2 separate regions of the Homo sapiens genome follow, and region 2 is linked to region 1. The links are chromatin loops, found by intact Hi-C in ENCODE. Cell type or tissue: mammary epithelial cell. All regions are shown on one strand. Each heading gives the region's core, and the rest is flanking DNA. Links, peaks and the distances in the headings are about the cores only.

The links. Hi-C counts contacts between places; a loop is a spot of excess contacts. Peaks named below come from ENCODE experiments on the same cell type or tissue, not always from the same donor. Only the 100,000 strongest peaks of a DNase experiment are listed, where the experiment ranks them.
Region 2: it touches region 1 in a loop (14-fold over the local background); 5 of 110 quality-filtered maps call a loop at or near these places.

Annotation. Positions count from the first base shown.
Region 1 is chr1:33,625,256-33,642,233 of GRCh38, forward strand. It overlaps CSMD2 (CUB and Sushi multiple domains 2), which reads right to left. Exons shown (of 71, transcript NM_001281956.2): 30 at 11,105-11,299; 31 at 9,959-10,075; 32 at 8,167-8,280; 33 at 1,231-1,326. Among named protein-coding and RNA genes, the nearest start is that of ZSCAN20, 160 kb to the left of the region's middle. RefSeq lists enhancers at 8,280-8,786, 9,754-10,685, 10,686-11,616 and a silencer at 11,579-11,749. In mammary epithelial cell, for the core only: CTCF peaks have their summits at 7,946 (motif pointing right) and 9,775 (motif pointing left); a DNase peak (open chromatin) is centred at 7,966.
Region 2 is chr1:34,671,453-34,686,568 of GRCh38, forward strand. LOC105378641 (a long non-coding RNA gene) reads right to left here and starts at 13,867. Exons shown (of 9, transcript XR_001737964.2): 1 at 13,713-13,867. In mammary epithelial cell, for the core only: a CTCF peak has its summit at 10,219; no DNase peak of the experiment used is centred there; H3K27me3 peaks cover 186 bases.

The sequences.
Region 1 (16,978 bases), core at 4,906-12,905:
TGTGGGGGACAAGGGCACTGAGGGGAGGCCTCACCCCTCAGAAACTGGCCCAGGGACGGACATACAACGGGTCTGGAACAAAGACCGTCTGGATGAAACCCTGGGAGGCTCTGGATGCTCTCCCGTAGGGAAGGGCTCGAGGGCTAACTAGGAGGATGCCTGTTATACCGAATTATAGTTGGACACACAGCGCTACAGCACAGCTCCTGGAAAGCACGGGAGGTAGAGCCGTGGACCTCCCACAGACCTTAGGCCCAGTTTTGTTCTTTGCTTTCCCAACGACGCCCCTCACTCATCAGGGTCCCACGTTCCCTAGCAAGGAGAATGGGCCTTCCTCCTCTACCTTCAGGGCCTTTGCCCTGCCTCTGTCCTGTTTTCCCCATGTGCCTTAAGATCCTGCCTGGGGCCCTGCCCTCCATGACCCCCAGTCTCCCCTCCCTCCTGCCGCCCAGAATGGCTGATGGGCCCGGGATGGCCTCCCCTGTGATAGGATCACTCCTGCAAAGAGAAACACAGCTCATCCTGGGCAGAGTCGAATGAACAGGACCATGCTTAGAACCTGGGCCCTACAAAAGTGGATGTTCTCCTGGGCAAGCAGAGGTTGGGACCTGGGGGTGAAAACCAGGATGCTCCAAACTACCTTTCTGGGCCAATAAGGAAGGGAACTAACACCAACTGGCTGGTTGGTACCAGCTACTTCCCGAAGCCTCTTTGCATCCTATCAGTGAGGCATTGTGATTGCCCGCTCCTTACAGGTGAGCAAACAGGCTCTGAGGCCTGGCGTAGCTGGAGCCTAGCTCGAAGGTGGGGAGGTGGGATTCAAATCGATGTCCACGGCACTTCAAAGCCTGTGTTTTCCCCGCACCTTTACTGTGCCTGGCAGACAAAACCAAGCTCCAGGGGAGTCCAGGTAAGATGCCTGGGCTGGTCTCTTCAGTGCCATCTGGACCATGCCAGACAATGGGTGGAGTGGGGAAGGGGAAAAAACTGGCTGCCTTTGTCTGATTTCCTTCCTCATTAAACACAGAACTTGTCTAAGAAATGTCTGCTGAGTAAGTGAATGCATAAAATTAACTGGATTTCAGGGAATTGCCCTACAAACTAGTAACTGCCCCCAAACACCCTGAGAAAGGGACTCAGACTAGAGGTCAAAGATCCCTGTCCCTTCGATCACGAGTCCCTTAAGAACCGAGATCACCTTCCTACCTCCGGCGTCCATGTCCTCCATACCTTGGTAGACAAAGTGGAAGCCTCTGGCTGGTGCGAGGCCTTTGGCGCTGAACTTAATGAGAACTTGATTGGAGGTGGCCAAGGGCAGTGATTCTCCTGCCGAGATAAGGGGCAAGGAGGAGAGAACAGTGAGTCCAGCAGGTGGGCCCAGAAGATAAAATCCTGGCCAGGAAGGAGGGGCTGCCAGTACCCCATGCAGCAATTCCTTCCACATTCCAGGCCTTCCTGAAATAAAATCTCACGTATTTTTACTGCACTTTACAATTTAAAGTTTATAGAAAGCTTTTTCATTCACGGTCTTAACTTGACCTGTGGTCACTGTGAGGTTGGCATGACAGAGTTCAGTACCCTCATTTAATAAAGAAGGAAAGAGAGGTCCAGAAAGATTAAATGACCTGTGCCGGAAAGGAGAAGGCTGCTAGGGATGTGTGGAGCGACAGGGATGGAGACAGCAGCTGTTACCAAGCCGGCTGACTGGTGGTTTACTTGGAAAACTGACATCAATCTGAGTTTTTAAAAATAGCATTGGCCTCTAGGAAGGAGGATGATGTGATCATCTAGGAGCAACTGGTCTTTCCCAGACACTCTCCCACCATCCTGTGAAATGATTACCAGAGCGATGGTGTAATGTATTGTTCATACTAGAACATTTTTGAGAGTCAAAGAAAGTGCTATCAATAGTTATGGTGGGACTGTCCCAGGCAAACCAGGATGTACTATTGCCGGCCAATAACACACAAACTGGGGGGAACCTGCATGGGCACAGGAAACCAGGGTAGACTGACAGCTTTTGTAGCAGAAGACAAAGGTATATCTTCTGCTTGGTGCAGTACAGATGGGCCAGGGGAGAGACAGCACCAACTGGACCTGCAGCCAATTAGTGTAGTTGCCATTCTGGGGAAGCGCAGGGAGAACATGGGTGGAGGCAGCAGCATGGCCACTCTGCCTGCTGCCCCCCTGCAGCCTCAGGGACCCCTGAGAAGCGCTGCTGACCCCAGACCCCATTCTCAGGACGAAGCAGGGATTACAGAGAACCAGGCTCTATCTCCACTACAGTGAGGGCTAGAGTTGGGACCCACAACGGAACTACTGGGAGGTCCACCTGTACTTCCAGGAAGCTCATGTGATGCCACCAATATGGGAGCAGAGAGCTTTTGCAAGGCAGGCTTAGATGTGTATGTGACCCAGAAGGCTGAGCCTGGCTAGGAGTCATTGTCCCAGCTAACAGTTATTGCCCCCAGCTAACATGTAGCTGCCAAAGCAGAAAGAAACTCATGAAGGCAAAGCATCCCTTTGATATCACTGCCATCTCCAACTCCTCCTCCAGATGGATGTGAGCAGAGTGAAACTCAACTTTTCTATTTGGCCTGACAGATGTGGATAACGACCCTAGTGAGCTCTCACAGAACCCATGTCAACTGCAGCCCTGAAGGCACACGGGCCTCCATCTTCAAGGGAGAGCAAATAGTAAAATCACTGGACATAAGAAAAAATGTTAAAGTTTTGAGGAAGGAGATCACTCTAAGAAGTCAAAGCAAATACTTTATGTGAACCACAACAAAGAACAGGCAAAACTCTCAGCAGATGTTCAGTCATGGTTGTCATGAGATTAAATCTAGCATTGCATCTGTGAAGTCAGAGGAAGAAGGATCTGAGATCAATAAAGGCTGCAAAGAGATGAGAAATGCTAGTGCAAGCAGCTGGATTCCACAAAAACTGAACAGTGAAGTCGAGATGAAATTTGGGAAATTCTCTCAGAATCCACAGAAAAAGGATAAAGAGATTAAAATAACGAGAGAAATGACAAGTGACGTGAAAGATGAAAAAAAAATCCATATGCATGTATCAGGAATTTCAGAAAGAGAAGACAGAGAAATTGAAGGAGAAAAAAAATCATTTAAGGCAGGGTGAAGTAGCTCACATCTGTGATCCCAACACTTTGGGAGGCTGAGGCGGGCGGATCACCTGAGGTCAGGAGTTTGTGACCAGCCTGACCAACATGGTGAAAATCCATCTCTACTAAACATACAAAAATTAGCCGGGTATGGTGGAGCACACCTGGAGTCTCAGCTACTCGGAAGGCTGAGGCAGGAGAATCTCTTGAGCCTGGGAGGCAGAGGTTGCAGTGAGCTGAGATTGCACCACTACACTCCAGCCTGGGTGACAGAGTGAGACTCTGTCTCAAAAAAAAAAAAAAAAAAAATCATTTAAGAAAGAAGACACTTTTCCTAAGATGTGAGGTACAGATTGAAATATTTGCCAAGTGCAAGGTAGAATTAGTGAGAAGAGACCTCCACCACAACACCTCCCAGTGGGCTTTTTAATTAACAACAACAAAAAAAGAAAATCACATAGACAGAAAAGCACAGGTTACTTACAAGGACAAAGAATCACGTTGGACCCCAATTTGTCTGTAACAGTAAATGTTGGAATAGAGTGGAATAATTACTGCAGTTTTGAAAGATAAAGTTTGACCCGTAATTTGATTTACAATCAAGGTGTCATTTATATCCCATGTCAAAAGGAAAGCATTCTCATATATGCATGGTACAGAAAGTACTGCAGTTATAAGCCCTACTGAAAAAAAAAAAAACAAAACCCAAAACTAAAGTAGGGAATTCAGACACCAGCAGGGATAAATACAACCAGAAAAGTATAATAACTATTGTCAATGAGCTAACAAAACAAAATGCAAATGCAAATTCAAAAATTTGCTCTTGGGGAAGAAGTCCACAATTTAAAAAATAACTACTATAACATTAATATAAAAGTCCAAATATATCAAGAAAAACTTGAAAATTAGAGATGGGTCAGGTATGTATGGAAAAGCGAGGAAGCAAAATCAAAACAACACAAACAAAAGCGCAGAAAGAACAACACAAGATGACAGATATCAGACCAAATAATTCACTTGTAAAATAAATGAGTCAACTTCCTCTTAAAAGAGAAAGACTTGGAGAAAATGAGAGAAGATATGTCAGGAAAACAGATGCAAAAATTGCTAGATATACAAGAAGACAACAAAATATCATAACTGTAATGGGAAATACTTTCATGCAACATTCACAATCATTGATACATCAAATAGAAAAACAAAATGAAGACTGTTGAGTAGCGGTCCTTAAGCTTTTTCTCCCCCAACGCAACTCAGGGACAGGGACATAGTGCACTCCCATCAGTACCAATGGCTTGTTATCAGTGTTTCTCCAAATGAGGAATAAGGGACTCTCTGAATATACTGATATTGATATCTACAGGTTTTTTTTTTTTCTTTTGAGACGGAGTCTCTCTCTGTCGCCCAGGCTGGAGTGCAATGGCGCGATCTTGGCTTACTGCTACCTCCACCTCCCGGGTTCAAGTGATTCTCCTGCCTCAGCCTCCCGAGTGGCTGGGATTACAGGCACCCACGACCATGCCCAGTGAATTTTTGTATTTTTAGTAGAGATGGGGTTTCACTGTAATCCCAGCACTTTGGGAGGCTGAGGCAGGTAGATCACTTGAGGTCAGGAGTTTTATATCTACAGGTCTTATACATCTTTCTCTCTTTCTCTCTCACTCTCTCATCTTCCTCCCCCATCTTCTTCCTTCCTTCCTTCCTTCCTTCCTTGCTTCCTTCCTTCCTTACTTCCTGTTTCTATTGGTCCTATACACCTATATCTACATCCATATTTACATCTATAGGTCTTAAATGTAGACCTCTCTATAGCTCTTTACTTGAAAATCCTTACTATAACTCTAAATCTATAGCTATACATTATCTATCTATCTGTTTTGAAAAGGCATCCTACTCCAGGAGTTCCTGATTTACACTCTTGGTTGGGTGTGTATGTGTGAGGTGGTGGTTACAAAAAATTCATTTGGTTGAGAATCACTGATACAATAGATCTGAATAACAAAATTGAGTAAGATTGATTTAATGGCAATTACAAAACTCATTTACTCCTAACACTAACTTTAGGAGGTAGGACTCTTTTTCTTTGCATTTTACAGAGGAGAAAACTGAAGCTCAGAGAGGTCAAGTATTGTGCCTTAAGTCACCTAGAAAACAAATAGGAGAGCTAAGAAAAGAGTGTGATTGTAGAGCCTGAGCTCATTCGTCTTGCTTCTCTACCTTACAGAGAACACACATCCTTCTTAAATATTTAGAAAACTAAAAAAAAAGGTCCTTGGCTACTGAAGGGACTTCAATTAATCCCCAAAGAAGAAATGGTACAGGCCACATTCTTTCACTACATGGAAATAAAAATATAAATTAACACAAAAGTTTAATGCAATAAGAACAAAATCCATATTCTTAGGGGAAAAGAAAAGACATTCTTAGCCAACACTTGGGCAAAAAGAGTAAACAACACCATGATGAGCTATTTAAAAAGTAATGATGATGAACATAGTACATATCAAAATTTATGGCATGAAGCCAAAACTATGCTTGGAGGTGAATACATCGCTGTAAACATGTTCTTTATTACACAGAGAAAATAATGAACAGAGCTCTCAATTCAAGATGTTAGAACAAGAACAAAATAATCAGAAGAAAAATATGAGGAAGGAAATGATGAAATAAAGGCAGAGATTAATAAAAAAAAGCAACAACAAACTGCAGAATAATTGATAAATTGCAGCAATAAAAATTAAAAAAAACCCACAAAAACACAAAACACCTGGTACAGCCGAGTAAAAAGGGGATGATGAATGCACGATGCAGGATAACAAAGGCAGGAATATCACCACTAATACAAAGCAGGGTAAACATCACCATAGTACATTATATACATTGTGGTACTAAATGTAAATGAAATTATGAAATGGATTTTTTACTAAAAGCTAAAATATCAACATTGATATTAGAGTAATATACCTGAATAGACCAATAACCATGGAAGAAAATAAAAGAAAAGCCACTGAAAAGGAGGAGATAAAATAATGAGACAAATTTATTTGCAGATGATATTACTTCTTGCCTAGAGGAGCCAGGAGAATTAGTTGGCAGTGTAAGCAGTATTATGAAGAGTCTGATGACTTTACAAAGCAAATATGCCAAAAACAACAGTCTTTGAATATACTAGTAAAGACCAGCTAGAAAACATAATGGGGGAAAAAAGACCCATTTACAACAGCAACAAAAATCTCCATGAAATATCTGGGAATAAAGTTAACAAACAATGAATACTGCCTAAATAAAAATTATAGCACCCTCCCAAGGGCTACAGAAGATAAACAAATGGAGAGACATATTGTATTCCTGGATGGGAAGAAGAGTTAATATAAACGTGAGTTCACCCTAATTTAACGTGTAAGTTTTATTAAATCCCAGTCAAGATTCTGATGCAATGTTTTAAACTTAACAAAATATTTCTAAATATAATTTGGAGGCAAAAGTAAGCAACAACAGCCAATAAAAATTCAAAACAAAGAATGGCTCTGGGGACTTATAGTACCATGTATTTAAAATTATTATATAGTAAACACTATTATAGTGTTATAATAATTAAAACTAAAAAAGGAATAAATAGACACTTGGAAGAAATGGATAAAAAGTCTAAGAACAGACCCTTCATAAAAATTTAGTATATGTAAATTTGGCATTTTGAAAATTCTGCTAGGACAACTGATTAACTATATTTGAAAGAATATGGTTAGATTCCCTATATCAAATAATAAATCAAAATAAATTCCAAAGGTATTAAAGCAGTGTGATGAAACTAAGAAGTGAAAGAAAACACAGAGGAATATTTATTTGACCAGCATAAAAGCAAAGGAGAAAACTATATAAGAAAACATTGATAGATTTGATAGCATGGGAAATTTACATATTCTGACATTAAAGCACCCTGAAGAAAATTATATAGCAAAAGACAAGCTGGAGAGGAGGGCTTTTTATAGCATATTATATATATTTATGTAGCTTATAAAATATGGAGCTCTACTCAATAAATAAGAAAATAAGTGCTTGTAGAAAAATCGACACAAATTCACAATAAATTCACAAATAAAAAATGCACAGGCCAATAAACACATTATAAAAATTTAACCTAACTAGTAATAAAACAAGGCAAATTAGAAAATGAGATACCATTTTCACTTTTCAAACTGATGACGCTTTTGTTTTTTTAATTACCTGGTTTTTGTGAGAATAAAACATGCCCTCTTTCTTGTTGGTGATCAAACTGACAAGATCTTTCTAGAGGGATATTTGATAATCTGCATAAAAAGCCTTAAAGATCTCACATATCCTTTAACTTGACAATTCCACTTCTAGATATTCTAAAGTAACAGAAATGTATATAAAGATGTATGTACAATACATTGCATTACTATTCATAAGCACAAAACATTACAATCTAAATGTTCAATAATAGGGAATTCGTTACATAAATTTTAACTAACTGTATGAGAGACTACTATGTAGCACTTAAAAATCCTAGCCTAGAAGAAAAAAAATGACAGAGAAAAGCTCGTAGCGAATATTTCAATAAAATATGTATATTGGTTTGTTGAATAAAATATGTAAACGTCGAAGTAGATACAAAGACTGGAAGGAAATCCACTACATCTTGTCAGTGGCTCTTTCGGGGTAGTCTTTATTTTGATTCTGTATGCAATTATTTTGTTTTGTCACTAAGTTTTCTATAATGAAAATGCAATACATTTATAGTAAGAAAAAAAGTTGCATCTGAATACGAACCAACAGGAGAAGGCTACACCACAAGGGGGCGGTGTAGACACAGTCTGGGTGAGGGCAGCTGCTGAAGGCCCCGCTAGTTGGAGCTCTCACGAGCTGGCTGCTGCGTTGTAGACAAGCACCAGAACACGACAGGCACGCAGAGCCGTAGGGTTCCACCTGCGGCCATGGGGTGCTTCTAGAGCCTCCTTCCTTTAGCCGGACGTGATGCCCCCGGCCCACAACCATCCCCACACTGGCCGAGCCCCGGATACCTGTATGGGAGCCCGAGAGGGAGCTGAGGAGCCGCGAGTGCTGGCTGTGGCCGTCGTGAACCTCCACCACGTCGTTGAGGGCCGTGTGAAAGAAGGCGAACTGGCCAAACACCACTGTGGAGGAGACACAGTGTGGGGACTGGGCAGGCACGCTGGGGGCAGGAGAGGGGATCTAGGGGTCTAGGGGCCCAAGCCAGGAGGAGGGCAGCCCTGGGGAAGTTGTTGGTTCCTGGGCTGTGGCTTGCTGCACTGGTTAGTGCAGTGGCACAGTCTGGCAGTGGCCAGACACCCGGCACAGGGAGGCGGGGAGCTGGGAAGGCCGGGCTGGCCTTCACAAGGGTCAAGACAACATGGAGGGCTGCACCCAAAGGTCAGGCGGGTAGAGGCGAAATGGAGCCAACTTTGTTCCTTTCCCAGATAGCAGCTGCAGCAGCTATCTGGAGGCCATCAGAGGGCTTTGGGTACCATCCCTCATTCTCCATGCGATGTCAGGACCCCACATTCATGCGTCCCAACGTCAGTTAGTCAGTGTCATTGAGTTGAAAACTGTATACAGAGATCTGTAGTCAGTGCTGTGAGCTCCTTATCACTGGAGGGATCCAGGCACAAACTGCATGCCCACCTACCAAGGATTCTGCTCTGGGTAGCAGATCAGATTGGACAGCCTTTCAGGACTTTTCTAACTGCGATCCTGCAGGTCTGAGGCCCCTGCCACCTCAGTATATTGGGGAGTGTGTGTACATGTACATAGGTGTCCTGGTTCTGGGGCAGGAGTGGGTGTACTGATGGCTGGAGCTATGGGTAGAGATGAGACTGGGAATTTATAGAGGACAGAGAACATGTCTCTCTCATCTCTGCAACTCCAGGACCCAGTAAAGTGCGTGGCCCCCAATGGGTGCTTACTAAATGTTTGGCGAACGCCTCAAGCATCAGGCCTTGCTCTGTGCTTGCCCATCCTGTCTTGGGGAATAAGGAGCTGGCTCTCTGCAGGCTGCTCCCTCCGTCCTGCTCCTCCCCTGGGTGGTCGGGACATGTTGATGTCCTTTGCCACATCCAACATCAATTGTGTTTAGATATGGTTGTTAGTCCTCCTACAAAGAGGAGATCCAGGAAGAAAGAAGCCAGCCTGGTCACCTGGTTGCCCTTCATCTTCCTGAATGCCTCCAAGGCTGGCAGGACTCTTGAATGTCCCCACTGCCAACCAGGTAATGAGCCTGGGTTGGTTTTTCTGCCCACATCTCTTGGAATCTGGAAGTTTCTCTGTCTTCCCAGGGCACTGGTCTGCTTTTCACTTTTTTCTTGCTTGTCCTACCTATAGCTTCTGGACCAGGCTTTGGTTCTCAGATGGGACACCAGAATGATGTGGCTCCTGGTCTCCCTCACCTGCACTTTCAAGCCCAGCTCCATCCCATTCCTCTCCTCCCTCCTGCTCCTTGGCCACTCACCCTGGGTTCCTAACAGGTCTAGATCTGCGGCACCTCCCTTAGGACTTGGGCCATACTGGGTAGTCCCCTGGGGCACCTTGCCTTCCCTCTGTCTTGGCCAGTTTCTCACCAACTCTGTCCCCTTGGTTCTGGCGGGGCTCACTTGTGCCCTTCTGCCCTCTTGTGTCCGGAATGTATTCTGCAGCCCGTTTGAGAAACGTCAGCACTCGGCCGTCCTTTTGGGGAGACTGTTCTGCGATTCCCACAATGGGGCTGTATATAATTGGGAGGCGTCTGAGGAATTGCTCATTTTGGAATGAGGGTGAGGAGTCAGAAAACATATGAACAACAACAACCAAAACCCATACCATAGTCCTTGGGCACAGTAACAAAATACAAGCAGATCTGTCCACTGGTGTAGTTCTGGGGGTAGTTGGGGGACAAGACCACTCCGTCCGAACCCACATACTGTCCCCCACAGGGGGCTGAAAGAGAAACCAGATAGAGAGTCAGGTGACCTTGTGGGCCTCTTACCAGTGACCATCCTCTGTTCTGCCCCAGCCTGAGCTTCTGGCCCCAGTAGGGCTGCCCTGAGGTGGGCAGGCCCTAGCTTGGAGAAGGCAAGTCCTGCGGACCCTGCCCTGCCCAAGAACGTGCACCCCTGGCCTGGCATGTAGCCTGAAACTTGCCCTGAAGCTACCGAGGGCCCTCTTGGGCAGGTGTCAGTTCTTGCCCTCTACCTATTAACCCTGGCATTGGTCCCTGAAGTCACAGCCTTAGGGAGCACATTAGGAACCTCTTCTGCTTACACGTGGAGCCTAGAAATGATCTGCTGCCCTGGCTGACATCTAACCTGGACAGTGAGTGTCAGTGTGAATAGGGAGCTGAAGCTTCCCCGGACTAACCCCATGGGGAGTGGCCAGCCCATGTGACCCAGCCACCTTCTGTTCCTCTCCAAGGTGCCCAATTTCCACAAGGGGCGGGTCTGAGCCTGCCTCTCTTACCATGACAAAGGGGGTATGCTTGGCTTTTCAATGGGTGGTCACCAAGCTCTTAAAGCCCTGATACTCATTCCTATCTCTCTTGTCAGGACCCCCATGGCTCACCCAGACCCACCTGGAATCAGCACACCCTGCGGGCCTTACTTCAACATATCTGATCTCTCAGTGATTTTCCCTAGGCCTAGGAACTAGTCCAGGAGCCACCTTTAAATGACTTCTCCCTGGTGTGAGCTCCCTGATGTGGCATGTCTGGGGGCCTCTGTTGAGGGCATGAGCATCTATGTGAATGGGGGTAGGGACACCATGGGTTCTGAGATGATACCTTGAAAGGAACTGCACACCTAGTGAATTATAAGCCACTTCTATACACATCCACGGCAAACCCAGGTTTGCCAGGCTTGGAGGAGCCGGGCTTGAGGACCTTGCCCCCCTCCCTTCCCCAGCCCACAGCACCCTCTGCCCCTGGCATGCCCTCAGTTCCTCAGACCCCTGCCATCCCCAGGCTTCCACCACCTGTGCAGACTGGCCGGGGATTGTTCCACACGGGCTTCCCATCAGGCCCCAGGATGCAGCTCAGGGTCGAGGTGCCCTCAACTTCGTAGCCCCCGTGGCAGTAGTAGGTGACGGAGGAGCCCAGCTTCAGGTCGGACCCCACCCGTGTGCCGTTCTTGATGGAACCAGGATCAAAACATGACTCCCGCGGGTTTTCTGGGAAAAAGAAATACAAACACGTGCACACACACAGAGGGCTCATGAGGAGGCTATTCTTGGGCTCCAGTGCCCATGAGGAGAACCCGACTTTAATTAGCCACAGAGCACACGGGGATGCGTGACTGTGGCTCCTATTCCCCTCAGGTCTAGAAACGTCTCTAAATTTGGGTAGAAATTGAAGGATGGAAATCACATTGAAGAGGGCAATTTCCCCTCCTCCCCCCATGTTCTTGCCTTGACCCACAGAGGAAGGAGGCCCAGCAAAATCGCTGAGGCCCTCTCTCATCCCCTGCTTGCTCCTCCCCAAGGGAAACATGTGTTTCTCTGGCTGGTGGGGGCTGACAGTCCCTGGACCACATCTCAGCTGCCGGCAGGGTCACTGTGGTAAAGGTCAGTGCTTAGGTACAGCCCATCACTTTACTCATCTTTGACCCCCCACACTCAGCAGCCTCCTGGCCTTTTGTGTTCACCTGAGAAGCAGGGCAGACAGTCTGCTTTTGGAGATGCTCTTTCTCTTCCTCTCTCTTCTGCCCCATCTGTACCACTGGCTGGGGAGTAGAGCTGGCATCTGTTCTGCAGGCCCAGTCATACCCATCTGTTGCAGGTTCTTCTGAGTGCATGGGTACCAATACTTAGATTCAGGGAGGAAGTACAAAACTCACTTCCACCTCTGGGTTGGGTTACCCGACCGGTGGGATAAGTTGATGTCTCCAGTGCAGTTTTCCAGGGCTCTGCACTGGGTATTGGGTGCTTGCCAGTTTATGAAAACCACAGTATTTTTTTCATGTGGCTATTGACCCTTACATGTCTTCCCTATCAGTCATACAGTTTATGAATAAACAGTCCTCTACTCTGTCGCTCTGCATCAAACAAGACCACTCTTGACATTGCCTGTGGCTTGAGAGTACTAGTCCAAGTCCCAAATCTCTGGAGTAGGACACTCTCCAGCATCCCTCACCATCAGCTGGAAATCCTGAGCAGCAACTGGGAGCCCATGCTCACGCTTCTATGCATGATTACCTTTCCTCCGTCCTCCTTGTTCTAAGATAACTGATGGTCAAGAGGGTTGTCACCAGGGCTGGGCAGTAACAGGATACAGCTGAGGCCAGTCAGTACCAGGGAGATGCAACTGAGTATCAGGTTGACTGATGAGCATTTTGGAGGATACATTATTGGGGGGCAACAGAGAGGTCTAGAGATGGGGACTCACAAAAGGGTGCTGACAGTCCTTGCAGAAGGACTCAGAAATTCAAAGAGTGGAGTTAAGGAGGGAAGAACCAGAATAGAAGGGATCAGTGTTCATTCATCAGAGATGAATGGCTCAGGAGGAATTTTGCTGAGGGCCGTCCTTGTCACCTGGGTACCTTTTAGATTACCTACACAGGAGGCGGCCACTACTTGAGGCTGTCACTCAGCTGCCAATCATCTGGTTGACTGATGGGATGGAACTCTGAGAGTCTCACTATTGCACAGGAGCATGTGAGAAGATCCTGCACCTTAAGTCGTTGCCCGCAGCTGAGAGTGGAGCAGCTCTGGATGCACTACTGCATTTAAACCCAAGTGGGACCGACAACATGGCCACTCGTCACAGGGCACTCCTCAGTGGTTTCCTCATGTGCCCCGTGATGCATTGCCTTGACCTCCTTTATCAAATCTGTCTTCTCCATATGCCTAGTGTCTCTGGCCAGAATAGAACTGGCCACTGGGTGACCCATATGTGAGTCATAGAGATCCAGGGACCTGTCATCATGTCTTTTGTTTCATCTATCCTTTTTATAAATTCAAAGTGGGTTAAATCTTACTAAAGTTCAGAAAAATTAAGTAACTTGGAATCAAAGTTCACACAGCTCATAAGAGGCAAAACTAGCTGTAGTCCCCAATAACCACTTTCCCCACCTTCATCCATCAATAACAGAACTCCAATTTTATCCAGAGCTTGAAGGCATCAGCTAAATTCTACATTTCCCAGCCTCCTTGTGTAAACACGAGTTAGATCATGTCTGCTGAAAACAATCCAATAGCCTCCCGTGTCACTTGGGGTAAAACCAAAATCCTTACAGGCCTTCAAGGCCCTGCACATGTGGCCCCAATAGTCCCCTCTGTGACCTCAGCTCCTGTCGTCTCTATGCTAGCTTTGCTCCAACGACACTGGCCTCTGGTCTTTGTGGCTCCCTGTCTTACCTCTTTCAGGACTTAGCTCAATTTCTCCTTCAGTGACACTCTTTGAGCAGCTACTTAAAATTGCAATACTCCTCTCCCCAATGCCCCCAACACCCTCCTCTGCTATATTTCTCTCCACTGCAGTTAATACTCTCTCATCGACTCTATATTGACCTTATTTTTTTCTGTCTTCCTCCACTAGAATATAGATTTCAGAAGGGCAGCTGTTCAGTTTTGTTCACGGCCATATTCCAGTGTCTGTCACATGGTGGGCACTTAACAAATATCTTCAGTGGATTATTGTGGAACTTTTAAAAAGACTGTTTAAGGGAAGTTGACTCAGCTGAGGGAAATGCTTATTGGCCTTTCCTTCCTTGCATCTTTCCTCCTTCTCTCAGTCTGGAACTCAGACATGATGGCTGGAACCTCAGTTGCCATCTTGGATCGGAGATAACGTTGAAATGGGATCCATGGACTAGCATGGTAGAGTAGGGAGACAAAAGCAGCCAAGGTGGAGCTCCCTCATCAATCCTGGGCGCTGTCCTCCAGATTTCTTTTATAGGAAGTCTGATAAATGTCTACCTTGTTCAGGCAACTGTGTTTTTGGGTAACTGCTGCACCAGCATTGGACCCTAGCTGGGAATGACTGGCCCAGAACTTTACAGATGTCAGAATGTCCTTTCTTTCCTTATTTGTGTGGCAAAATCCTACACTTTTAATGCCACCTTCTCTCTGGCAGAATTCTGTTTTTCTTTCCCTGGTTATAACATGTATCACGCTATTTTGGTAACTTGGGTAAGGGTATTTCTTTCCAGTAGGTTCTGAACTCCTGGAGGAGAAGGTTCATCACCTGATCTTCTCATAACCCTGGCAACTAGCACAGAACTTGGCACCAAGGCTAGCCCTATTTGGCACATAATAGAGGCTTAATAAATGGCTGCTGAATTGTTTGGCTGAATACTTTGAGGCTTGGAAAATCAACAACCACATCAACGATTCCAACTACAGACTCTATTCTATATTTACTCACACGTAAGAGAAAGATGAGCTCATCATCCCAAGCATTACCACATTAATAATAATGACATGGATAATGACAGTGATGATAGCCCCTTACATAGGAATATCACTTCATAATTTTCAAGGCACTTTCCAAGCCGTTATCTCATTTGTGTCTCACAATACCCTCTGCAGAAGGCAGGGCCGGTTATGCTCATGTTCAGTTTATAGATGAGGAATATGGTGATCAGAGAGGCCAAATGAGTCTTCCAAGCCTTTCAGCTATTTAGAGGTAGAATTAAGACCAAAATCAGGTCTTTAGTCAGCCAAACCAAAGCTCAGCTGTGAATGATAACACTAAATGACTAAAACATCATGGTGATTATAATAAATAAAACCCAAGCCCTTCAAAATGGGAAAATGAGAAGAGCCAGCTTCTCTCTGGTCCTAATAGATGAGGCTTACTTCCAAACCTTATAACTGCAAAAATCTGAATATAACCCAAACATTCAACCAGTAAGGAACTGGTTACAAAGGGTGGATTAGGGCCATCTACTGAAACACTAGCAGCCTTTTAAAAGAATAGCACTATTCTTTGAATACTGATATGGGAAGGAGTCCAAGATCTATTCTTGGGCTCACATACAAAAAAATCAGATTACAGATGAGTACATATGGTGCAATCTCATTCATATAGAACAGGGATCAGCAAACTACAGCCCACAGGTCGGTGGCTGCCTGGTTTTGTAAATAAAGTTTTACTGGAACACAGCCATTTGTTTACATATTGTCTGTGGCTGCCTTTAGCATTACGAAGCAGAGCTGAGCAGTGGCAACAGAGACCATCTGGAGTAAAAATACTTACTCTCTGGCCCTTTCCAGAAAAAGTTTGCCAACTCCTGATACAGACTTTACATTACTTTATATTTATAGAAAGTATCCGAAATGAGATACCAAGCTGTTAATAATGGTATTGCACGGGATGATGGTATTTGGGGGCATGCTAAGTCTTTAAGAGTATATCTTATATGCTTATATATTGTTTGAATTTTTCCAACAAACATGCATTCCTTTAAAAGGAGGCAGAATATAAGATAGTTCTAATTTGCATTTAAGAAGAATGACCCATAACAGCAGCAGGTGGTGGGAATAGGGGTGGTAGCAGGTGTGGCCGTAGCTTCCAGGCCCACAGTGTTACTTCCAAGGGCTTGAAAGAGAAAATACATGCTTTTTAGGACCTTCCATTAAAAATCGATTCACTTTGGTCTTTCCTGTGTTCTTTCAGATTCTCTAACACACACTTCAAACTCTTCCCTCTGAAACGCCCCTGGCCCCCACTCTGGCACAGAGGGCTTCTACTTAACCTTTAGGGCTCTGTCTAAATGGATCCTGCTCAGAGAGGCCTTCACAGCAACCCTTCTGATTTGTTTCTCAGAGGAGCCTGTTGTTTTCTTTCCTAACTTCTTATGCTTCTTACTTCTTGCTGTTTCCCTCACTCACCTGTAAGTTACATTAGGGTAGGGATGATGATTACTTTGCTCCCTGCTGTATTCTCAACACCCAGCAGAGGGCATGGCATGAAGTAGGAGTCATCAAGCATTTGTTGAATGAATGAATATGTCTTGCATGTGCGTGGATGTTTCAGCACATTCCTGCCTAGGAAAAGGCTGCCACACATGCTGGTATATGAGAATAAAGGTCCTTCCACCCCACTGGTTCTGTTGATATCCGTGGCCTGGAGAAAGACATAAACCTCCCTGTGACTCCATTTTGGTAACTGTATCCAAAACACAGGATCCCTGCTGTTCTTTGTTTCCTTTTAGCAAAGGGTAAAGCCACCCAGGAGGATGAATTCAGAATAGAAGTGCCTCTGATCAATGGTCTAATAGAAATCCACAGATGACATGACTGCATTCAGAATCATCTCCTAGAAAGTCTGCCCAGAGATGACTAAGACACTACAGTCACCCTTCAGAAGCAACTGAACAGAGACATCTAAAAACCCACCCCTCTTTGCCTTAGAACCAGGTGGGCTTCCAACATCTCATCTACAGAAGGGTCCGTCGGTCTAGTTGTCACGAGGATGTGAACTCCATGGAGGCAGAGACTTTGTTTGGTTTTCTGGTCTGTTCTCAGCCCCTGTAAGAAGGTCTGGCATATGGTAGCTGCTCAATTCGTATTTACCGAATGAATAAATAAATAAAAATGCCTGACCTGCTCTTGCCCCTTCTGCAAAAGCCTAATCCCATGATGCTGCTCAGTGGACACTTGAATTAAGCCTGTTCCCTCAGATGATCCTTTGGGATCTGAAACTGGAATCTAAACTGGGAAGTGATTCAAAGCCAAGAGTGATCTGGGCACGGTGGCTCACACCCTGTATCACACTTTGGGAGGCCAAGGTGGGTGGATCACTGGAGGTCAGGAGTTCAAAACCAGCTTGGCCAACATGGCGAAACCCCATCTCTACTAAAAATACAAAAACTAGCCGGGTGTGGTGATGCATGCCTGTAATCCCAG
Region 2 (15,116 bases), core at 5,413-13,412, 1.0 Mb after region 1:
CCAGGTGTGCACATGCTTGGGGCAGTGCTGACATGCCAGTACCCTGCTACCTCGGCCTCCTCCAGAATTTGGGCAAAATGAGCATGAGAGGAGAAACTGAGGGGGAGGGCTGAGGGTGGCTTGGCACTGGCCTGCAGGTGCCTTTTGGTGCAAGCAGCCTGGGCACCATAGGCACCATGGATGGCAGCAGGAGGCAGACAGGCTCCTGGATTGAAGGGAGTGGATCCCTAGTAAGGCCCTACCTTTAGGCCAGGGATGGCCTGAAGGCTGGGGGCTGAGCAGTAAGTCCCGCAGATCAAAGTGGGGACTTGCAGTGCCTTTCAGGCCTGCCCATGGCCACCCATGGACCAACTGACACACACTTCCTCCCCTCTGACATCCGTAAAAGCCCCAGGCTCAGCTAAAGCAGGGTAGAGGATGGAGAGATGATGGGATGACCAACTTCAGAGAGGAGCTATCCTCTCTGCTGAGAGCTGGGAAGAAGAGAGGAAGACTTGCCTGTAGAGAGGAGCAACTTTCTCCAGAGCCTCCTCTCTGTTGAAAGCAGCAGACATCAGGATGACTGGCTGCAGAGAGGAGCTACCCTCTCCAGGGCCTCCTCTCTGTTGAAAGCAGCAGACATTGGGATGACCACCTGCAGAGAGGAACTACCATCTCCAGGGCCTCCTCTCTGTTGAGAGCTGAACCCCTGACAGGACAAGGATGACCAGCTGCAGAGAGGAGTTACCCTCTCTAGAGCCTCCTCTCTCTTGAGAGCTGAACCCTTAATGGGACAACCTGCCAGCAGAGAGGAGCCACAGACCCCAGGGCCTCCTCTCTGCTGAAAGCTGAACACTCAACGAGATGACCTGCCTGCAGAGAGGAGCTATCCACCACAGGTCTCTTCTGAGCATTCTAACACTCAATAAACCTCCTCTTCATCGTGTTTACCCTACACTTGTCTGTGTACCTCATTCTTCCTGGACACAGGACAAGACCTCAGCAAAGGTGCCACCAGCCACAGAGGTTTCTGGCCAATTGATACCCCAAAGATCCCTTAACACCTCAACACATAGGGATTACAATTCAGCTTACATTCAATATGAGATTTGGGTGGGGACACAGCCAAACCATATATCAGGTTGTCATTTTCTCATTGGCTTGCAGGAGGTTTTTTGTTTTTTGTTTTTAACATATTCTCAATGCTAATCTTTCCCACTTATTTGTGTTACAAATCTTTTCTTATAGCGTGTGCTTTTTCTTTTTATTTCTGTTAGAGTGTCTTTTGACAAACAAAAGTTTGTAACATAGTCACATTTTTCATACCTGTTTGTGTGGCTCCTACTTTTGGATTTTAAGAAATCCTTACCTATCCTGAGGTCATAAATGCACCCTGCCTCTCTATTTACAGTATTTAAGAACATAAACTCCCAAGCCAAACTGCCTAGGTTCAAATCCTAGTGATGAAAACTTGATCAACTTATTTAACCTCTTTGTGGCTCAATTTACTCAAATGCAAAGTGGAAACGATATTAGTACCTACATCATATACATGCTCTGTTGGACTAAATAACCTCTGTTGAAAATAGTCTGGAACATAGTATTATGTGCTATCATCATAATCATCATCACCAAGCTTTAGAATATTGACATTTACATTTAAAGTTTTAGCAATCTACAATTTATTTTTATATATGGTTTGAGGCATTATCCCAACATTTTTATGGCAAATTATCAATTTACCCAATACAGTTTTGTAAATTGAGTCTTTCCTTACTGAACTGTAGTACCAGCTCTGTCATAAATCAAGTTTCCCTTTGTATTAGGTATTAGGAGCTGTTCTGAGATTTCTATTTTCTTCCATTGGTCTGTCTATTCCTAAGACAGTGCCACTCTGTTTTAATTTCTATAGTGTTGTAATGCTTTTTGATAAACTAGTTCTCCACCCTCTTCTTCTTTAGCAGATTTTGACTATTCTTTACCCCTTATTCTTTCATACATATTTTAGAATCAGTTTTTCAGAATCTTTGATAAAGAAACCTATTGAATTCTAACTGAAATTGCATTGAATCTATGTTTGAATCAATTTGGAAAAAAAGAAATTTTTACATTATTGTCTTTCAATCTATGAACTCAGCCTTTTTCTTATTTATTTATTTATTTATTTATTTATTTATTTATTTATTTTTGGCAGAGTCTTGCTCTTGTTGCCCAGGCTGGAGTGCAATGGCACAATTTTGGCTCACTGCAACTTTTGCCTCCTGGGTTCAAGCAATTCTCCTGCCTCAGCCTCCAGAGTAACTGGCATTACAGGCACCTGCCACTATGCCCAGCTAATTTTTGTATTTTTAGTAGAGATGGGGTTTCAGCATGTTGGCCAGGCTGGTCTTGAACTCCTGAACTCAGGTGATCCACCCGCCTTGGCCTCCCAAAGTGCTGGGATTACAGGATGAGCCACTGCACCCAGCCAGCCTACTATTACTTTATCATTTTTTAATGTTTTCAATATTTTTTATATGTTCTCCATAAAGTTTTCATACATATTTTTTAGATTTACTCCTAGATATTTTATTGGAGATACTGTAAATGGTATCTATTCTTTGCCTCTTATTTCTTCATATATATTTTAGAATCAGTTTTTCAGAATCTCTGAAAAAGAAACCTATTGAATTTTAACTGAAATTGCATCAAATCTATGTTTGAGTCAATTTGGGAAAACAGAAATTTTTACATTATTGCCTTTCAATCCATGAAACTAGCCCACTATTATTTTATCACTTTCTAATGTTTTCAATAGTTTTTATATTTTCTCCATAAAGTTCCTGTACATATTTTTTTAGATTTACTCCTAGATATTTCATTTCATTGGAGGTACTGTAAATGGTATCTATTTTGAAGTAAAATTTGGACTGCTTATTGCTGATGTAGAAAATGCAGTTAACTTTTTGCACTGGTTTTATATCCAGAGACCTTTTATTAATTTAATAATGTATCTGCATATTCATGGAGGGTTTCTATGTTTATAAGCTAACATTTTAAAGTGATAACAATATGATTTTTCTTCGTGATCTGTATTTCCTCTGTGTGTTTGTGTGTGTGTGTTATTTGCCTTGTTTCATTGGCTAGGGCCTTTAGCATATTGCTGAAGAGATGTGGTGATAGCAGACGGCTTTGTATTGTTTCTTATCTTAAAGGGAATGATTTCAGTGCTTCGCCTTTAAATAAGATATTTGGGGTTGGGCGCGGTGGCTCACACCTGTAATCCCAGCACTCTGGGAGGCCGAGGCGGGCAGATCACGAGGTCAGGAGATCGAGACCATCCTGGCTAACACAGTGAAACCCCGTCTCTTCTAAAAATTACAGAAAATTAGCCAGGTGTAGTGGCGGGCGCCCGTAGTCCCAGCTACTCAGGAGGCTGAGGCAGGAGAATGGCGTGAACCTGGGAGGCGGAGCTTGCAGTGAGCTGAGATCGCGCCACTGCACTCCAGCCTGGGTGACAAAGCGAGACTCCGTCTCAAAAAAAAAAAAAAAAAAGATATTTGGTATAGGTTTTTTGTAAGTGTCCTTTATCAGGTGAGAACATTTTCTTCTATCCCTGGATTACAAAGACTTCTTTAAAAGATCATAAGTGAATATTAAATTTTATTATATTTTTGTATCTATTAAAATGATTGATATGGTTTAGATTTATGTCCCCACTCAAATCTCGTGTCAAATCAGAGGAGAGGCCTGGTGGAAGATGATTGGATCATAGGTGCAAATTTCCTTCTTGCTGTTCTTGCGATAGTGAATGAGTTCTCACTAAAATTGTGTGGCACTTCCCCCTTCGCTCGCTCTCTCTTCTGCCACCATGTGAACAAGGTTGCTTGCTTCCCCTTTGCCTTCTACCATGATTGTAAGTTTCCTGAGGCCTCTCAGTCATGCTTTCTGTTAACCCTGCAGGACTGTGAGTCAATTAAACCTCTTTTTTTTCATAAATTATCCAGTTTCAAGTAATTCTTTATAGCAGTGTGAAAACAGACTAATACAATGCTCACATTGCTTTTCTTCTTTATCTTGTTAATGTAAGGAATCACATTGATTTTTTATGCTTTAATGCTTCCCCAATCTTACATGCCTTAGGTAAACTAGCTTAGGGCATATTATCATTTTTCTACATTGTAGGATTTTGTTTACCAACATTCGGTTTAGAATTATGTGTCAATGTTCTTAAGTAAAATTTGCCTGCAATTTTCTTCTCACACTATCATTGTCAAGATTTAGTGTTAAAATTATACTGGCTTTATAAAATGGGTTGGGGCATATTTGTATTTCCTCTTTATCTATATTATAGACTAGCTTGTGTAAGATTGAAAATATCTATCTCCTGAATGTTTGGTAAAACTCACAAGTAAAATCATTTGGGAGGATCTGATTTTTCTTTAGGGTACATTTGTAAACTAATCGTTCCATTTATTTAATAATTATAGTGCTGTTTGTTTCATATTTCTTCTTGAAACCATTTCTGTAGCTTATATTTCTTTAGAAATTTTTCCATTTCATCTAAGTTTTCCAAAATATTAGCTTAAAGTTGTTAATTATCTTTTAAATATCTGCAGCATCAGTAAATATGTTTGCTTTTTTTATTCCTTACATTGCTTTGTCTGTCTTCTTTCTTTTTCCTTGCTCAATCTTGTCAGAAATTTTTCAACTTTATTAGTTTCTCAGAGAAAGAACTTTTGGCTGCATTAAGCCTCTTCATTGTGCATTTGATTTTTATCTCATAAGTGTTTCTTTTTAAAAAAAAATGTTTCCTATGTTCTGCTTTTTTGGATTATTCTTATGTTATTCCTTTTTAAATTCTTCAGTTGAATATTTAGTTCAGTGGTTCTCAATCAGGGACAATTTTGGCCCCTATGGGACATTGAGCAATGTCTGAAGATATTATTTGGTTGTCACAACTGGGGGAAGAATGATATTGGTATCTAGTGAGTAGTCACCAAGGATGCTGCTAAACATCCTACAGTGAGCAACACAGCCCCAGAAACAAAGAATTATCCAGCCCAAATGTCAAGAGTGCTGAAGTTGAGAAGCCCTGGTCTAGCTTATTAATCTTCAGCTTTTATTCTTTTCTAATGAGACCACTCAATGCTAAAAATTTCCTGTTGAGTACTGCTTTAGCTTCTTACCATAACTTTTTTTTTTAAATACAGTAAAATTTGCTTTCTTTTTGGTGGACTCTTGTATGAGCTTCAATATGCATTCACCACACTCAAGATATAACACGGGTTCATCACCCCAGAAAATGCTCTCATGCTGCCCCTTTGTGTCAAACTCTTCCCCTACCACTGATCCACTCTCCATACCTATAGCTTTCTAGAATTTCATGTCAATGTAATAATAGAATATGTTTGTTTTGAGACAGGGTCTCACTCTGTTGCCCAGTCTGGAATACAGTGGTGCAATCACAGCTCACTACAGTCTCAGACCCCTAACTCAACTGATCCTCCCGCCTCAACCTCCAGAGTAGCTGGGACTACAGGTGCACCCTACCACACCTGGCTAATTTTTTTTATTTTTTGTGGAATCAGAGTCTTACTGTGTTACCCAGGCTGGTCTTGAAAGTCTTTCAGAATATACATAACTCTGGAAATGTCTTCTTTAACTCAGCATAAAGCCCTTGAGATGCATTCACACTATTGCATAAATCAATAGCTCATTCATTTTTTATTGCTGTGTAGTATTCTATTGTACGGATGTACTATGGTCTGATTATCCACTTACACATTAAAGGACTTTGGGCTTGTTTCCATTCTTTTGGTGTATCGAACTGCTATTTGTGAACAGATCTTTTTATGTAAACACTGTTTTCATTTCCTCAAGTACTCAGGAATAGGATAACTGGATCATATCATAAGTATATGTTTATAAGAAATTGTCAAACTGTTTTCCAGAGTGGCTGTACCATTTTCATTCCCAGCAGCAATGTATGAGAATTCCAGTTGCTCCACATACTCATCAGCATTTGATATTATTAGGTTTGGGTTTTTTAATATAATTTTGTCCATTTGATAGATATGTAGTCATTTTGGTTTTAATTTTCATTTCTCCAATAGCTAATAATCTTGAGCATCTTTCCCTGTGTTGATATGCCATTGATATTGTTTCTTTAGTGAGATGTCTGTTCAAATCTTTGGGTTTTTAATTTGATTATTTGTTTTCTTGCTACTGAGTGTTTTAGCAATTTTACTGAGGTCTAACTGAATACAATAAACTTCAGATAGAAAATGAACAATTTGGTAAGTTTTACCCACTCATGAAACTATTATCAAAATCAAAACCAATAGTTATAGTGAACATAACTATTAACCTAAAATTTCTTTGGAATCTCTCCTTCTCTTCTCCCCTTCCCCAATTCCAAGCAACCATTGAGCTTTCATTTTCTAGAAATTTTCTAAGCTTGCATTTTCTAGAAATTTATAAAAATGAAATCATGGTATAATTCTTTTTGCTTGGCTTCTTTCATTTAGCAAAATCATTTTTGAAGTTCCTTCATGTAGTTGTGTGTATGAGTAGTTCGTTCCTTTTTATTTCTTAGAATTATTCTATCTATGGGCTTACTTCAATTTACTTTTCCATTCACTAGTTAATGGACACTCAGGTTTTTTGTAGTTTAGGACTACTATTTGAAAATAAGTGCTATAAGCTGATATAAATGTTTATGTAAAACTCTCTGTATGAACATAAACTTTCTTTTGTGCAAATCGGAGTAAAATGCAAGCTTATATAGAAGGTACATGCTTAAGTTTTTAAGAAACTGCCCAACTATTTTCCAAAGTGGTTTCCATTTTACATTGCCATTTAGAAGTGTATGAGAGTTCCAGTTCCTTCACGTCCTGGCCAACACTTGGTATGGTTAGTCTTTTTAATTTTAGCCATCCCAATGGGTGTGTGGAAAATCTCATTAGGTTTTAATGTGTATTTTCCCAATAATTAATGATTTTGTACACCTTTCATATGCTTATCTTCCATGACATATCTTTTTTGGTGAAGTGTCTGCTTATATCTGTTGCCTATTTTCTATTGGGTTGTGTTCTTGTTATCAAGTTTTGAAAGTTCTTTATATATTCTGGATACACGTCTTTTATCAGATATATGCGGTGCAAATATTTTCTCCTAGTTTTTGTCTGTCTTTTGATTCACTTAGCAGTATCTTTTGAAGAGCAGAAGTTTTTAATGTTGATGAGTTCCAATTGAGCAATTTTCTCCTTTACAGGTTATGCTTTGGGCAACCTATCTAGATATCTTTGTCTAATTCAAGGTCACAAAAATTTGTCTTTGTCATAGCATGTGTCTTCCTTTTAGTTATGCAAATTTCTACCTCTGGCTTGAATTCCTCCCCAGAAAATGGGTTTTTCTTTTATACCACATGGCCAAGCCGCAAATTTTCCAATCTTTTATGCTCTGCTTCCCTTTTAAATATAAGTTCCAGTTTCATGTCTTTTATTTGCTCAATCCATTTTGCTCACACATATGGACATAAGCTGTTATAAGCAGCCAAGTCACATCTTGAGCACTTTGCTGCTTAGAAATTTTTTCCACCAGATCCCCTAAATCATCACTCTCAAGCTCAACATTCCACAGATCCCTGGAGCAGGGGCACAATATTTTAAACAACCAGATCTTGTGAGGACTTCATCACAAGAACAGCACTATGGGGATGTTGCTATGCCATTAGAAACTGCCTCCCATGATCCAATTACCTCCCACTAGGCTCCACCTCCAGCACTGGGGATTACATCATTTCAACATGAGATTTGAGTGAGGACACAGATCCAAACCACATCATTCCACCCCGGCCCCTTCCAAATCTCATGTCCTTCTCACATTTCAAAATCCAGTCATGCCTTTCCAACAGCCCCCAAGTCTTAACTCATTCCAGCATTAACTCAAAAGCCCATAGTCCAAAGTCTCATCTGAGACAAGATTAGTCCTGTCTGTCTATGAGCCTGTAAAATAAAAGACAACTTAGTTACTTCCAAGATACAATGGGAGAATAAGCAGTGGGTAAGTACGTCCATTTGAAACAGGAGAAAGTGGCCAAAAGAAAGGGTCTACAGGCCCCATGCAAGTCTTAAACCCAGCAGGGCAATCATTAAATCTTAAAGCTCCAAAATGATCTCTTTTGACTCCATGTCACACATCCAGGACATGCTGATGTAAGGAGTGGGCTCCCAAGGCATTGGGCAGCTCTATACCTGTGGCTTCTCTCAAGGGCTGGTGTTGAGTGTCTATGGCTTTTCCAGAAGCACAGTGCAAACTGTGAGTGAATCTACCATTCTGGGATCTGGAGGACAGTGGCCTTTCTCTCACAGCTCCACTGGGCAGTGCCCCAGTGAGAACTCTGTTGGGGGGAGCTCCAACCCCACATTTCCCCTCTACACTGCCCTAGTAGAGGTTCTCCAAGAGGGCTCTGCCCCTGCAGTAGGCTTCTGCCTGGACATCCAGGCTTTTCCATGCATCCTCTGAAATCTAGGCAGAGGCTCCCAAGCTTCAACTCTGCACTTTGTGAACCTGCAAGCTAACACCACTTGAAAGCCATGAAGGCTTATGGTTTGCACCCTCTGAAGCAGTAGCCCGAGCTGTACCTGGGCCCCTTTGATCCAAGGCTGGAGCTGGAACAGCTGGGATGCAGAAGACAGTGTCCTAGGGCTGCACAGGGTGGAGGGGCCCTGGGCATGGCCCACAAAACCATTCTTCCCTCCTAGGCTTCTGGGCCTGTGATGAGAAGGGCTGCCGTGAATGTCTCTGAAATGTCTTGAAGGCCTTTTCCCATTGTCTTGGCTATCAGCACTTGTCTTCCTTTTAGCTATGCAAATTGCTGCAGCTGGCTTGAATTCCTCCCCAGAAAATGGGTTTTTCTTTTCTATCACATGGCCAAGCTGCAAACTTTCCAATATTTTATGTTCTGCTTCCCTTTTAAATATAAGTTCCAGTTTCATGTCACTTATTTGCCCACAAATATGGACATAGGCTGTTAGAAGTAGCCAGGCCACATCTTGAGCACTTTGCTGCTTAGAAATTTCTTCCACTAGATACCCTAAATCATCACTCTCAAGCTCAAAGTTCCACAGATCCCTAGAGCAGGAGCACAACACAGCCAGGCTGTTTGCTGATAGTGATATGGGGAGGCCGCAGGAAATTTTCAATCATGGTGGAAGGTAAAGGGGAAAGCAGGCACATCTTACATGACCAGAGCAGGAGGAATAGAAAGATGGGGGAGGTGATACATACTTTTAAACAACCAGATCTTGTGAGAACCCTGTCATGAGAACAGCATTAGGGGAATGGTGCTAAACCTTTAGAAACGGTCCCCATGATCCAATCACCTCCCACCAGGCCCCACCTCCAGCATTGGGGGTTACATTTCAACATGAGATTTGGGTGGGGACAACGATCCAACTCACTAAGTTACAGGTTTCTTGGGGGAGAAACTTGTACCTCACATTCCTCATCTGAAAAATCAGTCTAAGAGATCCTTCCTTGTATGAGTTCTTGGAAGATTGAATGTGATAATGTATGTAAAAAAGCCAGGCACACTGTCTGGCACATGCAAAGTATAAACAATAACATCCACAGTAATTTTTCACTGTTGTATCTTCAGTACCTAACCCAGTGCTCAACAAATATAATTTAAATAATCGATAAACTCTGTCTGTGAAAGTATTTGTAGTGTGTAAACCCCCACACAGGTCAGACGTGTCGTTTGTGTTGCTTTTGTTGTCACGTGTATAGTACGGCCCTTCCCCTCCCCTGGTTCTGACCCTGTGCTCTCCACTTTCTTCGCATTTGCCATTTGTGGCCTGCTGATCTATTTGTAATCTCCCTCCTCCCTATAGTATGAGCACCTTAGGGGAAAGGACCAGCTGTGTCTTGTACATCTCTGTATTCTCCTTTCCAGCACAGTTACTGACACACAGCAATCCTCAAAACATGGTGAAACATAGTAATAAAGGGTGAGCAAAAGGAGGAGGAAAAAACTATTCTTTTTTTTTTTTTTGCCACATGCCTAAGGAAATGTGAAGCAATTCTCCAAGCCCAAACATAAGAAATGTCAAAGTTCTAATCATCCCATGATGTCTAATTTTACTTCTTCTCTTCCATTCATCCCATTTACCTGCAGAGCAACAGTGCAGGGCCCTGTATACCCTGCTGGGTTCCCCAAGCATGAGACTTTACCCACCTTCAAGCCTGACACCCAGTGGTAAAAGTGGGGAATGCAGGCTACTTTTCCAAACCACTGCAAGGCATAAGGTCTCAAAATGCTTTACCACAGTCCCTCAGGTGTCGTCAAAGACCCATGGCTTCCCTCTCTACCTGGTCCCACTTTTCAAAGGGAGAGGGAGATTTGGGAAGAGCTGTGATATCAAAAAACTGGTAAGAAACAAAACAATGATTTGTGAATTGCACAATCACAAATGAGTGGATGAATTCTGTGGTATGTGGATTCTATCTCAATAAAGATTTTTTTTTACAAAAAATTTAAGTAAAAGAACCAAGGTGGCTATCATGATTCATCACCTAATTGATCTGGTGGATTTTTACTATAAATATATTTTTAATAGTGATTTTTGGTGATCTTTAATAACATACTCAGTAAGCAACCCTTTGTGCTATATAAAAACAAACATTTGCAGATTGCACAGCATTTGTCTGTTTAAAAAAAAAAAAAGATGAAAAACAAAACAAGAACTTTGATTTTTTTAATCTGTTTATAGCCCATCAGGGGGCCCTGTGTGGGCCAAGGACCATGCCTGGAAAATCCTCAGCCTGAGTACCTAGAAAGATCTTAAGTGTCTCTAAGTACATAGCCAGAGTTTGAGTGTCTCTAAGTATTGTGGAAAGAGTTTGAATGTCACACTGGGAAAGATGACCTCAGCTCTACCTTCTCATCTAGATAATTCATAAGAATCATTGTGACAAAGTGAGAAAAATTGCCGTTAATTATTATTGAACATTTCCTACTGGTCAGGAAAAGTAAGGTAAAGGACTGCCTGGAGCCTTACACATATTATTTAATTATCATGCCGCCACCATGACCTGGACACTATTGGTATTTCTTCTTTAACATTAAGGAAACAGGCTTATTTGTTCAAAGTCACACAATCAGTAGTGGCAGAAGCTGATCTGACTTGCCTCTGCCGCACCCTGCCTTCCGGCACATCCATTTGATATCAAATTTATGGTGGAGTTGCGCCATTTTCCTTCATGCCCGCTTTATAGTACATGAGGGTATGCTGTATAATTAATGTACATAGGCTCATTTTCTAGAACTCAGCACTTGTTTTCTTGTTTTAAGATTATTGTCAAGGTTTATGGTTATTGCACCTTGACTTTATGTTCCTATGTTGCTTATATCTGTGGTTATCTGAGAGTACTGCAGAGGAAGCATGCCTCTCTTTACAGAAAACTCATCACAGCAGTGGCATCACCTGGAAAGAACAGCCATCAAAATATGGGGTGAGCCATGATTAGCTCTGCCAGAGGAAAGGAGAGACTTGGGAAACTTAGGGCTTGGAATCACAGGAATGCAGCAAGGAGTGGGCCAAGCAGGGTGGGTCTGATCAGAAAGGCTTTATATGACAGGCCAAAGGGCCTGCCTGGACTTTATCCTACAAACAAGGGATTTTTTATAGAGGGGAGTACCATAACTAGATCTGTGTTTTGAAAACATCCATCTAGACTGGGTGCAGTGGCTCATGCCTATAGTCCCAGCACTTTGGGAGGCCAAAGCAGAAGGATCTTTTGAGGCCAGGAGTTTGAGACCAGCCTGGGCAACATAGGGAGATCCTGTCTCTAAAAAAAATAATTTTAAAAAATTAGCCAGGCATGGTAGTACACGTGTGTAGTCCCAGCTACTTGGGAAGCTGAAGTAGGAGGATTGCTTGAGCCTAGGAGCTCAAGGTTGCAGTGACCTGTGATGGTGCCACTGCACTCCAGCCTGGGTGACAGAGAAAGACCCTGTGTCTAAAAATAATTAATAGTAACAATAAAAACACCCATCTTGTTTCAGGACTGGCCAGGAACTACTCTGAGGAGGGGACCGCTCTGGGTGCTGGAGTCTGACAGGCTAAAACATGTCCATAATCAGGTTTAATCATGGCTCAGGAAAGTGTCTCTGACCCAGCACTGTCGGAGATCTCGTCTCTCTTGCCCTCTGTCCTGCTTCTCCAGCTAATCCTCCTCTGTGTCCCATGCTGGCCCACACTAGCTCACATCAGCCAAGACACCCCAGGTCTGAATTCTGGCTCTGGCCTCCCCAGCTGTACACCTGTGGCCAGTTTTCTCTGTGCCTAGTGTCTTCATCCGCACAAGGAGACAACAACAGAACATACCTCATGTGATTGCTGTGAGGACTGACACGAGCAGGTGTCCAGGAAGCCCTTAGAAGGGAGCCTGGCACAAGGTAAGCATGATATCAGCTGTTGCTCTGATCCCAATTACTCAGACCAGACAGCCTAGAATCACTGCTGATACAAATTCTCAGACTTCCTACCAGCTCTTGATCAAAGATTGGACTTTCAGATGAAGACTTCGCCCCTGGTATTTCTGTAGCTCTCTTTCCATTTATTCTTCCTGCTACTGAAAGGTGTTCATGTAAATGCCAGGACTATACCTCTGCTCAGATTTCTGCACTTAAATCTGTGCAGCTGTCTGGAAACTCCTGGGGATACCTTCCTCTGAGTTATTGTCTCTTTATGCTGCAGAAGGAGAGAACTTGGAAGGCTTCTAAGCTTGCAGTGGAAAGAGAACAACTTCCTTCCTAACCAGGAGGCTTCTCAGAAGCCAGCCATTCTATGCTACTTCTCTGATATCTCTGGTGTCAGCAGTCCCTCCCAAAACCTTGGCATGTTGATTAAAAGAAAGCAAAAACCCTGTCCCTCTACAGCTTCACCGGATGGCTGCTTTTTAACTGCTTCCTGCCCACTTTTGGATGAGTCACACGGGCCCCCCAGCTGCTCCCTTCTCTGCACTTAGGCTCCTTCCAATCAGAGAGCAGTTGCCAAGGGAACCACAGGTACCAGTCTCTCTCCGTACCCTGAATCAAGGCCTAATCTACATTGAAAGAAATTTCCATTCCGGAGCTCAGCAGATTTCAACATTTTACAACCTGCTTCAACCCTGGTTGCAGTCACTTCTTCCTTAAAGGGGCCGGTCTTCCTCCACAGTAGTTAAAACCTGTTCTTTAGCCTGAGACATTCACGGTGCAACTGAGATTTGCTTATAGGATTAATTTGGTTAATTAATCCTACTGAGATGTGAATGATAGAGTAGAAAGACAATAAAACCTGTTGGGCAGAGTCATTGCAAGGTTTAAACGAGATAATGTAGGTAAAGTGCTTGGCACAGTGTAGGAACTCAATAAAAACCCGTTCTGAGGGTGAGTGAAGACAGCTCAATGGAAGTGCTGCTAACAGGGAAAGACAGAGGGGAGCAGAGGAAGTGTTTGGGGCTCAGGCTGGGGATGCCTCTCCAATAATGCCATTTACAGGCCAGCCACTCTGCCTACCAGCAAGAAGGTCCTCCCATCCCCTGATCCTTCAGAGTCTGGATTAAATGGTTTCCTAGGAGGAACGAGAACAAGCCCTAACCACAGTAGCCTTCCCAGAACTCTCATCTGGAAATGGCATTGTGTCTAATTAATTTGTAAGTGGATTTAACTGGGCTTCCAACAAGTAAGAGCCCTTTCTTACCTTCAGGGTCCTCCATGTTACCACCTGGCGGAGGCTGCTTCCTCAGCTCTTACCCGCTGTCCATAGTGATCCAACTGCCTTCTATACACTCTACAACCACAGGAGGCTGGGAAGGCATGCTGCGTGCATAGAGACTGAAGGCTTCAAGAGCAAGCAGCCCAACCAGCCAGGAAGAAGCTTTATCTCCTTTTATGACCTAGCCTTGGAAGTCACAGACAGGCAGCTCTGCAGTTTACTCTACCTGTGTACACAGTCACAAAAGCCACTCAATTTCAAGAGGAGGGGACACAGACCTCATCTCTAAGTGAGAGTGGTGTAAAGGTCACTTCAAAGTACTATGAACTAGGTGGCTGAAACAAACAGAAATGTATTGTCTCACAGTTCCAGAGGCTAAAGTCCAAGATCAAAATGGTGACAGGGTTGGTTTCTTCTGAGGGCTGTGAGGAGAAATCCGTTCCATGCCTCTCTCCTAGCTTCTGCTGGTTTGCTGACAGTCCTTGGAGTTTCTTGGTTTATAGAAGCATCACCCAGTCTCTGCCTTCACCTTCACATGGTGTTAATTTTCTATGTCCAAATTTACCCTGTTTTATAAAAACATCAGTCATATTAGATTACATGCCAAGTCCAGCCTCTCAGAGAGGCCCAAGGACTCCCTAGCACCCCATCTTCTGTTCTGGAAAGAATGAGCTCCACTGTCTACAAAGCAGTCTCCAAAGTTCCATCTCCTCCCACCCCTGACACCAAAACCAAGCAAACAGAAAAAAGTGGGAATTAATGTGGGGTTAATGATCCCATTCCAGTATTGTATGATTCCCCTTATATGAAGTACCTAGAATAGGCCAGTTAATAGGAGCAGAAAGTAGAATAGAGGTAACCAGGGAACAGAGGGTGAGGGGAAGGGGGAATGAAGAGTTAGTGTTTAATGGGACAGAATCTGTGTTCGGGATGATTAAAAAGTTCTGGAAATGGAAAGTGATGGTGGTGCACCACGTTGCAAATGTACCTAATGCCATTAAGCTACACACTTAAAAAGAGTTAAAATAATAAATATTATATACCTTACCACAATTTTTAAAAAATTGACCTTATTTAGGGCAAACGACAAACTATGAAATACCAAGACAAACAAAGTTTGTTTTTTTTTTAGGGTTCATCATTGTCCAAAGCACTTTTATATCCCTTAATTTATTGAACCCTTTTTAAGACCCTAGAAGTTAGGTCTAATTATCGCCGTCCTACAGATGAGGAAATAGAGGCCCAGAGAGTTGAACTGCTCAAGGTCACCGGGAAGGTAAATGGCAGGACCAGGTCTATTTCTAAAATGCAGGCAAGGGCATCCACTTAGGTATTTCATTTCACACACTCCTTGGAGACCAGAACTGGAGGGAGCCTTAGAATGGATCT